Regions from separate parts of the Mus musculus genome. Here region 2 is linked to region 1. The links are chromatin contacts, found by Hi-C or POLR2A ChIA-PET in ENCODE. All regions are on one chromosome and are shown on one strand. The core of a region is the stretch at or near the end of the contact, and the rest is flanking DNA. Distances in the headings are between cores, read along the strand shown.

Region 1 (4,808 bases), core at 746-3,245:
CATTGTGTATGTTCAAGTCTAAGATTCCTATGTAGGGATAATTATTCTCAGGTTATTTCTCTGGTTTTTAATTTTTTTATCCGTTCAATAGTTTTTTCTTCATTATATCTTTATTTATTTATTTGTGTGTGTGTGTACTTGTGTGGGTGTGAGTATGCCTTAGCATAGGTCAAAGAGCAAGCTGTTGGAGTCAGTCTTCTCCTTGCTTGTGTGGGTTCTGGGGACCCACCTCAGGCTCAGCAGCACACACCTTCACTTACCAAGCCATTTCATAGGCCTTCATTTCGTTCTTTGTTTTTGAGATGGGGTCTTGTTGTGTCTTAGGTGGCCTACCGTTCTCTCTGTGGCCAGATTAGCTTTGAACTCATGGCAATCTTCCTGGTTCAGCCTCCAGGATGGCAGTACCTGTAATCCCCGAACCCGGAAGACTGAAGCAGGAGGATCACTCAAAACCCCCTTACCCAAAACAAAACAAAAAACAGAAAAACCCCAACAAACAGAAACCTGAGTTCAAATCCCAGCACCCACATGGTAGCTCACAATCATCTGTAATGAGATCTGATGCCTTCTTCTGAGGTGTCTGAAAACAGCTACAGTGTACTTACATATAATAAATGAATAAATCTAAAAAATAATAACAATAATTTTCAGAAAGTGGCTACTCTTGCCAGCCTGGAGGCCATTCCTTCCTTAACGATGCTCAGCTGGGGTCCAAGAGGAAGGAACAGGAAGTGCTCCTGGAGCTTGGGCAGGAACCTGGGTCCTGCTGAGTGTGGCTGGGGTGTAGTTCACACTGTGACTCCCTGGGGCTTATAATTCCTGCACTGATGGGAAGAAAACTCAAGTCTTCTTGGGCCTCAGGGCTGGATTTTAAAGGACATGCCTGCTTCCCACATCTCCAATTTGCTCAAGGCAGACTTAACCTCACTCACGGTGTTGTTCACCCCCTCCACCTCGTAACTTCACATGTAGGTGAGGCCCTTGTCTGAGTGTGGAAAACATACAACGATGCTGAGATCTCAGGAGCCAGACAAATATGAAAGATTCTTATGTTATTATTTTTACTGGGCTTTTTGAGACAGGTTTTTTTCCTATGTAACCCCTGGCTATCCTGGGACTCTCTATGAGACCAGGCTGGCCTAGAACTCAAATAGATCCACATTTACCTGCCTCTGCCTCGATTCAAGGAGTGCTCAATGTCTGGGCCAAACATGAGGAAAACAAAACAGAAAGCAGATAAACAAATTACAACCAGCTGCTAACTGCTTGGTTTCCTTTCTTTTCTCTCTCTCTCTCTCTCTCTCTCTTTCTCTCTCTCTCTCTCTCCCCCTCTCTCTCCTTTATCTGTGTGGACTCAGGGACCTGGTGCTCCTGAACTGAACATTGCACTACCCTCCCACTCCCTATTTTAATAAATGACTTTTCCAGGGTTGGAACTGGGGTATTATGCATTTGAAAAGTCTGATGTTTTGTCCCTTGATTCCCCCCCCCCATTCGTGTTGGGTTTTAGGAATATATTGAACTAAAATACTGGTGTTGAGGTTGTTTTGCAACCTCCCCCCCCTTTTTTTTTAAAGGCAGGGCTCACTATGTAGCCCAGGCTGTCCCGGAACTCACTCTATAGACTAGGCTGGCCTCGAACTCAGATCTGCCTGTCTCTACCTCTTATGTGCTGGGATTAAAAGCGTGTGCGGCTGAATTCGCTCTGGTCGAGTGAACTATCTAGGAGTCCACAAACTCTTCCCCCTTCCTCAACCTAGGCCTCCATAGGATACTCCCGGCCTGCCGTCCTTAAGACCACTGCTCTCGGGGTCACTTCTACTCTCCGGGCCTCTGCGGCACCTCCTGCATTGCACAGTTCTCCAAGATGTGGAGACTCCTTGGTCTGCCGACCGCACGAAGGCGAAGGCACCCAAAGGTCTCAAGCAAGAGACTCAGGTCGTAAGGGGCGACCTGAGTGCCGCGCATGCGCACTCCGCCAGTGACCGGCGAGAGAAAGGGCTCGGACGCTCCAGGTTCACAAGTCGTGGAGGGCGCAGGAGAGCGAAAAAGCTTCCGCGTGCGGCTGGCGGGCGCAGGCGCTGGCGACTGCCTGCCGGACAAGGCACTGCCGGGGAGCTAGCGGCTGGTCGCCGCCCAGGGGTGGACCCTACGCGGCGGAAGGCGCGGCCCGGGCGCTGGCCCGATGGGGCGGGAGGGGCGGGCCGCTGCTGCGTCCCCGCCCTGTGCTCGGGCCGGGCGGGGAGGGTCCCGGGGCGTGCGGCCCGGCCGGTTGGTGAGACTGTCCGGGCAGACGCAGCGCCATGCGCGCCCCTTCTGCTAGGGCGCTACTGCTGATTCCGCGTCGGGGCCCTGCCGTGCGAGCGTGGGCCCCGGCCGTCTCCTCTCGGATATGGCTGGCTTCTGAATGGACCCCGCTCGTACGCGCGTGGACCTCTCTGATCCACAAGCCGGGTTCGGGCCTCCGCTTTCCCGCGCCCCTATCCGGGCTGCCTGGCGGCGTGGGGCAGTGGGCCACCTCCTCGGGGGCCCGCAGGTGCTGGGTGCTGGCAGGACCCCGCGCCGCACATCCCCTGTTCGCCAGGCTCCAGGGTGCAGCTGCCACCGGTGTGCGAGACCTTGGGAACGACTCGCAGCGGCGTCCCGCGGCGACCGGGCGCTCAGAAGTATGGAAGCTCCTAGGGCTGGTGCGCCCCGAGCGCGGGAGACTGTCAGGTAAGAACCTGGGGGTACTAGTGGGCCAGTGGGCGGCCGGTGGGCCTCGGCCTGGCCTTGGCCTTGACAAGGGCGATCAAGTCTGCTGACACCTGTTGGAAAGCTATGGATGCTGGCTGGCACTCCCCATCTGAGCCTATTACTAGAATATTTGGTCCCTATCAGCTTGTCAGCATCTGCTTTGGGGCATTCTCTGAATAAGTTAGAGTTTCCTCCTTTAAGAAAAAAAAAAAACAGGAGTTTTGCCAAAATCATGTCTACTTTATAGTATACATTTATAATAATAGTAGTAATAATAATAACATCGCTAGGGTTACACAGTATCAAGCAACCACCAAAATTTCCCAGAATGAAGTGGATCACTGTGAGCTTTGTGCTGGCTGTCACCTCCCTAAGTGGTGACTTGGTCAGGACCAGGCACTGGCCACAGCATAAAAGAACTAGACAGTAACTCAGCCGGATAGACAAATGGCTTTTAAAGAGAAATCAGAATTGGCTGGGTCTAAGTGACAATATTCTGTAACTCCCACATGTCTGGCAGTCGGTGCAGGCAAGGCTGGTTGGAGCAGAGCCATCCTGAGAGCTAGAGCTCTAAATCTCCATTCCTTCTGTGAATATGAACTGTGCCCTCCTCCTGTGGGTTCGATTACCTTGGGAAGCTGACATGGAGTCCTGCTCCTGGGAATCCCTGCTTAGCAGGCAGCGAAGTGTTTGGATCAGAGATGAAATGGGATAGGCATGAGGGTTTTGCAAAAAGGAAAGACTTTGCCACACAGTTCTTGAAACAGGCAGGACTTCAAATAGGTTGTTGGGTCCCTTGCTGTACAAATTACTCTCTTTGGGGGCTATTGGGCATGGAGCAGGTTGCCTGTGGAGCAAGGGCACAGGGGACTGCCATCTACGAGAATCAGGAAGTTGTTGTGACCTTAGTAAAAGAAGACAGATTTTACAATGGTTGTGGATTTCAATGGAAAAAGTCATTGTCTTCTTTGCTATCCTGTAAGCTTTTTTTTTCCCCTCTGTATTTTCCTTAATCTCTTTAAATGAATTATTTACTTTCATCATATGAACATTTATTTTTGTTTTATATTATGTGCCTGCATGTATGTCTGTGTGAGGATGTCAGATCCCCTGGAACTGGAGTTATAGACAGTTGTGAGCTGCCATGTGAGAGTAGTAGGGATTGAACCCTGAACTCTGGGTCCTCTGGAAGAGCAACCACTGCTCTTAACCACTGGACCATCTCTTCAGCCCCCTCCTCTGTGTTTTATTGAGACAGGTGTCATGTAGCCCAGGCTAGCCTCAAATTCATTATGTAGCCGAGGATGTCCTTGAACTCCTGATCTTCTTGACCATCTCCCAAGTGCTGGAATTATAAGTGTGAGCCACCAAACCCAGGTTTAAAAGATGTCCATGGGAAGTGGGGGAGGGCACAGGGAGGAGCAGACAGTGTGCACGGAGGAGCCTGAGACTCTGGGCAATTGTGTGCAGGCTGTGAGGGGCTGAGGCAGGCACCTAGGCTTCTGCTTCTGAAACTTAAGATCTCAAAGTTGTGGAGAATCAGGCTTTGCTGATGCCACCTAGCCCTTCCCTGTCTGCCTGTACCTGTCATGTCTGTGACCTGCCATCTGGCCCCACTTGTCCTGCCCTGCCAGCATGCTGTGGAGTCTGCATTAAGTAAGTCAGAACAGGAACCGGCTTCCATCATCCGAGCTGTCAGTCTGCCTCACTGAACCATCAGATGTGTGGCCTGAGGGACAGACACACTGCCGCCGACAGTAAGGGTTTTGTTTCTGAGTCAGGGTCTTGCTCTATAGTCCAGGTAGGCCTCCAGCTTGAAATCTATGCCTCAACCTCCCAAGTGCTGGGAATTCTTAAGGCTTCCTAAGGAGGTAGTAAATATATTCTGTCTCCAGGAAAGCTGAAGAAGAGCTCTTAGATAGCTTATCTTTTCTTCAGAAGTCATGGCAAAGCTGGTCTGGATGTTGGCCCTGGTGGGAGTAAAAGGAAGTGGTGGGGCCGTTAATTTGTAATAGATCATGCTAAGGGTTGGCACATCTTTGAAATGCTGGGGAAACAGAACTGTTGCATAG
Region 2 (4,808 bases), core at 1,665-4,164, 34 kb after region 1:
TTTATTTATTATTATATATAAGTACACTGTAGCTGTCTTCAGACACACCAGAAGAGGGCATCAGATCTCGTTACAGATGGTTGTGAGCCACCGTGTGGTTGCTGGGATTTGAACTCAGGACCTCTGGAAGAGCAGTCAGTGCTCTCAATCGCTGAGCCATCTCTCAAGCCCTAGTTTCTTAATAAAATTTGTTATAGAGACTCAAAAAAACTTTTTAATCTAACATGTCATATACAGAGTATTGACTTTGTGTTCCATGCCTTTCCTTATCTGAGACTCTCATGTGTTTGCTATTTATTAGTGTCTGTCCAACTACTCCAGCCCCATTATTATTTCCTGCCCCACCATGAGCACAGTGCTGTGGCCTTGACAAAGGATTCAGCAGTGTCTGCCTTCAGCCCTCTCTAGCTTATGGAGAGAGGCAGGCAAAGTCAGTACAAAGCAATCTGGCAAAGGGCTGTGGCAAGCAGTGTTTGGGGGCTGCTTTGTCTCAAGCACTCTGCACACATTACATCTGGTGCTCTGGTAAATCCCACGATGTAGACAAACACTTAGGTCACATGTACCCAGTGAGGCAACTTTGTCACTTGTCTTAGCCTCTCTTTGCTGTAATAGCATGGCAAAGGCAACTTCAGGGAGAAAGTTCCTTACTGTTCCCAAGAGATTCAGTCCCTCCTGGCTGGGAGGACACTGCGCAGGGTCAGGGGACAACTGAGTGGGCCTCCTCATCTTTCAGTGTTTGACGCTAGATTCTCTGCCATCAGGCTAGCTGGCCCTAGAACTCTAGGGTAGTTTTATTTCTGCATGCTACATGCTTGGCTTTTATTTTGGTGGGTTTTTATTTTAAATGTGTCAGGTGCTTTGTCTGCATGTCTGCCTGCAGACCAGAAGAAGGCATCAGATTGTGAGCTTCTATGTGCGTTCTGGGAATTGAACTTGGGACCTCTGGAAGAACAGCCAGTGCTCTTAATTGCTGAGGCATCTCTTCAACCCCTTATTTTGGGTTTTTTTTAAAAAACATTTATTATGTGTCTGTGAGTATATGCCATACCTGTGCAAGCCAGACAGTTATGCACACCTCCAATCCCAGTGATCAGGAGGCAGAGGTAGGTGGATCTCTGGAGGCAGGGTTTTTCTCTGTGTAGCCCTGGCTGTTCTGGAACTCACTTTGTAGACTAGGCTGGCCTCAAAGTCAGAGGTCCACCTGCCTCATAATGAGCAATTCTAGACAATCTGAAGCAGCCCTACATCCCACACCCGGGATTAAAGTGAAGACATATTCTTATAACATTTCTGTGTTTAAAGAAACCAAAATTCAGCCGGGCGAGGTGGCGCACGCCTTTAATCCCAGCACTCGGGAGGCAGAGGCAGGCGGATTTCTGAGTTTGAGGCCAGCCTGGTCTACAAAGTGAGTTCCAGGACAGCCAGGGCTACACAGAGAAACCCTGTCTCGGAAAACCAAACCAAACCAAAACAAAAAAGAAACCGAAATTCTCCTACACTGCACTTTGCAAGAATTAAAGGCTCCATTACGCATGCGCACGTTTCTCCTGGACTGTGGACTGGAAAGCTGCTTTCTCTCATCCTTAGGGCAGAGATGACTCCTCCCTTCCATGTTCTCTCTCCCCCTACCCCCTCCCACTGTATTTACTTCTGATATGCCTAACAACCTTGTGTCCATAATGGTCTCTCAGGTAATTGGGTTTGTTTGTTGGCATTTGAGACAGTGTCTCATGTAGCCCAGGGTGGCTTTGAACAACTTCTGGTCCTACAGAGATTATAGGTGTGTGCAGCCACACCTGGCTCAAGTAGCTACTTCTAAATGCTTTTCTTTTTTTTTCCGAGTTCAATTCCCAGCACCCATGCTAGGTGGCGCACAACCCCCCTGTAACTAACTTCAGAGTCCAATGCCCTCCTTCTGGCTTTCTGAGCTCTTAAAAGATCAAAACTGCCCCAAGGAACTCGATGCCTCTATCAGCAGGAAGTAGTCTACGGATATCGAAGCCCCCTTTTCCTCTAGCCTTCTTTCTCCTACCTAGTGTTGGGGGGTTGAGAGGGAGACAAGTGGTAGAAATAGGAACCCATAAAGTGGTCAAAAGTCTGGCTACAATGTTGTCTAAGTGGGACACAATGAAAAAACCGAAAAGGAAAGGCCACCCGAAGTAACAAGGGACCTCACAAGTTCAGCAAGGGTCCCTGGGCAGTTATCAGCCCTGAATATTTACAAACTCTAGTACAGCCTCGGGCTAATCTCAGTTCACTGTTTAGTAATGTGGGGAGCAGAATGGAAAAGACACCCCCATACACACACTACGGTCTTCCGAAACAGCCGCAGAGGACTAACAGAACTGTGTGCACGCCTGCTATCGGCTTCTACTAGGGTCTGGAACTTCAGGGGCAGCGATGAGAGTGAACATGCCCGGGGACTGGGGGCACTGTCATTTCCGAATCTCCGGCAGTAGGACAGACCCATCAAAATGCAAGCTGTGCCTGGAAAGCAAAAAGCTGCAACCCGCTGCAGAGCCCAGACAATCGAACGAAGAACAAGCCTGAACCGATCTGAATTAGGTTGGGAAAAACTGTGAGCACACCACCGCCGCCCAGAGCGCGACTTCCTCAGCTCCGCCCACGGGCGCCTCCTTCCCCAGCCCACGCTCGCCGCGGAGGGTCAGCTCCAGCCGGAGACCGGCGCTTCTGGCAAGCTCTCGGTCCGGAGCACTGGATCCACCGCGGTGAATCGGGTCGCAGGACTCCAAATCGCCTGCCCCGCCCCTCCCCGGTACTGGATGTGACGTCAACAAAGCGCTCCCAGTTCCGACCTTGCCCCGAGTCTCGGCGCCGATCTTTGACGTCATTGCCATGCGCCTTCCCCTCCCTACTCGCTGAGCGCCCCCTTACGTCATCTCTAGGCGCCTTCCCGCCCCTCAGGTGTTCAAGCTCCGGGCGCGCGAGGTTCTCGCTATTAGCCCGCGAGTGCCGCTTCCTCCACGCTCTCTGCAAACATGTTTCCGAGCGTCTCCTCTCCGCGAACCCCAGGGCCGGGGACCCGACGCGGTCCGCTAGTCGGGATCGGGCCCACGTCCACGCCTAGAGCGAGCAGGAGGGGTCTGTCTCTGGGATCTGCGGTTAACTCGCCCGTGCTGTTCTCGCCCGCAGGCCGGCGCAGCTCGGTGAGCTCACGGTAAGTGGGGGTTCGGGGACCAGCGGGGTCCGCTCCACAGCGGGGAGGTGGAGCCTGGCAGTGGGGTAAGCTGCCGCAGAGTTCGAAAGTACTTCTGGTCATTCTCGCGTTTTATTGTCGCTGCTTAATGGTGGCCCTCGTTTTGCCCGTTCTCTGTTTAACTCTTTATTGGACCCATGGATTCACTCTGTCTCCGCGCTACAGAAAAGAATGAAAGAACCTTTTGAGCACTACGCTTGCAAGGTAGGAACATACTTCAGATTATTGTAAAGATTAAAAAGTCATTTCTTTATTATGTTGACACAGGTCAGTGTCGGGCTGCTGTTTGTTTAAAGTTGTGGTTTGACTCTGTGGCGTTTGACACGAGTAACATTTGGTCTGGTGTAGTCTTTTTGTGATATAGTGTAGGAATGCAGCCTGGAACTCAGTCCTGTCCACTTTGGGACAGCCCATGCTACGTACCCTAGGCTGACTTTGCTCAATCCACTTTTAAGATTCTTCTATTTCAAGCATGCAGTAGCTTGTCTGGCTACCATCATTTTGTTTAACACTTCCAGCTTTAAGTCAGGATCTCAGCATCTCAGGATTCAGTACACCTATCTGAGTCATGGTAAGAGCCTACAAACCTGGCAAAAATGTTTTCTCAGTGCCTAGCAAATGCTTATTACTACATACTGATTGGCAGTTAAAGGACTTGGGCCACAAAATGTGATGGTTGTGACTAGGTTACATAAAAGCACTTTGTGTGTGTGTGTGTGTGTGTGTGTGTGTGTGAGAGAGAGAGAGAGAGAGCGTGCTTCACTAAAGATGCTGGTGTGCTGCCAAGTCCACATGTATAGTAGAATTGTTACCCTCCTCAATGTAATTAACACGAAAATTCAGAATTGGGTTACCTTTTTCTAGAAGAATTTCTTCTGTTCATCTTTCAAAAGTGAATTTCTGGGATGGAAAGATGGCTCTGGGGATAAGAGCACTTGCTTTTCGATATCTATCTATCTATCATACAATCATATATATATATATACACATATATACACACACACACATATATGTATATATGATGGGTTAAAAAGATAGTAAGATGCATATATGTTCTGATACATCATTTTTGCTCAAAACAAACAAAAAAACCAGTAAATTAATCTCAAAAGTACCTGACAACTATTGCCTTAAAATTATTTTAAAAGGTATTGCTGGACATGGTAGTACACAACTTAAAATCCTAGCACATGGAAAGCTAAGGTAGGAGGACCCTGGATCAGAGCTAGTCTTGGCTATATAGTTCCAAAGCAACCAGAGACACACAGTGATGTGTGTGTGTGTGTGTGTGTGTGTGTGTGTGTGTATGTTTGTGTGTATGTTTGTGTGTGTGTGTGTGTGTGTGTGTGTATCTTAAGTGAATTTTTTTCTGCATGAAAACAGGAAATACTGAGTCTAACAGAGACTTATGATTAAAATGTATGAACCTACAAGTCTTGTGATAATTCAGAGAGTAACTGTGATGCTGAGAGCACACGTGGGACCCTTGTTTTTGTTTGCTTGTTTTTTGAGACAGGGTTCTGGAACTTACTGTGTAGACCAGGCTAACCTCAGGCAGATATCACAGAGATCTGCCTCCTCTCTGTGC

The links. A loop is a pair of places that touch in the nucleus more often than their neighbours do. ChIA-PET counts read pairs that join two places held with the same protein, here RNA polymerase II (POLR2A).
Region 2: a loop to region 1 is called in a map of heart, with 4 times the contacts of the local background. The contact joins the promoter of Nup133 here to the promoter of Abcb10 in region 1. A Hi-C loop is called at or near these places in 5 of 37 maps with a recorded cell type or tissue (all heart). POLR2A ChIA-PET finds 5 or more read pairs at or near these places in 4 of 5 experiments (Patski and embryonic stem cell).

Annotation. Positions count from the first base shown.
Region 1 is chr8:123,980,309-123,985,116 of GRCm38, reverse strand. Abcb10 (ATP-binding cassette, sub-family B (MDR/TAP), member 10) reads left to right here and starts at 1,995. Exons shown (of 13, transcript NM_019552.2): 1 at 1,995-2,715. The coding sequence starts at 2,304.
Region 2 is chr8:123,947,371-123,952,178 of GRCm38, reverse strand. It overlaps Nup133 (nucleoporin 133), which reads left to right and starts at 2,914. Exons shown (of 26, transcript NM_172288.2): 1 at 2,914-3,181. The coding sequence starts at 3,003.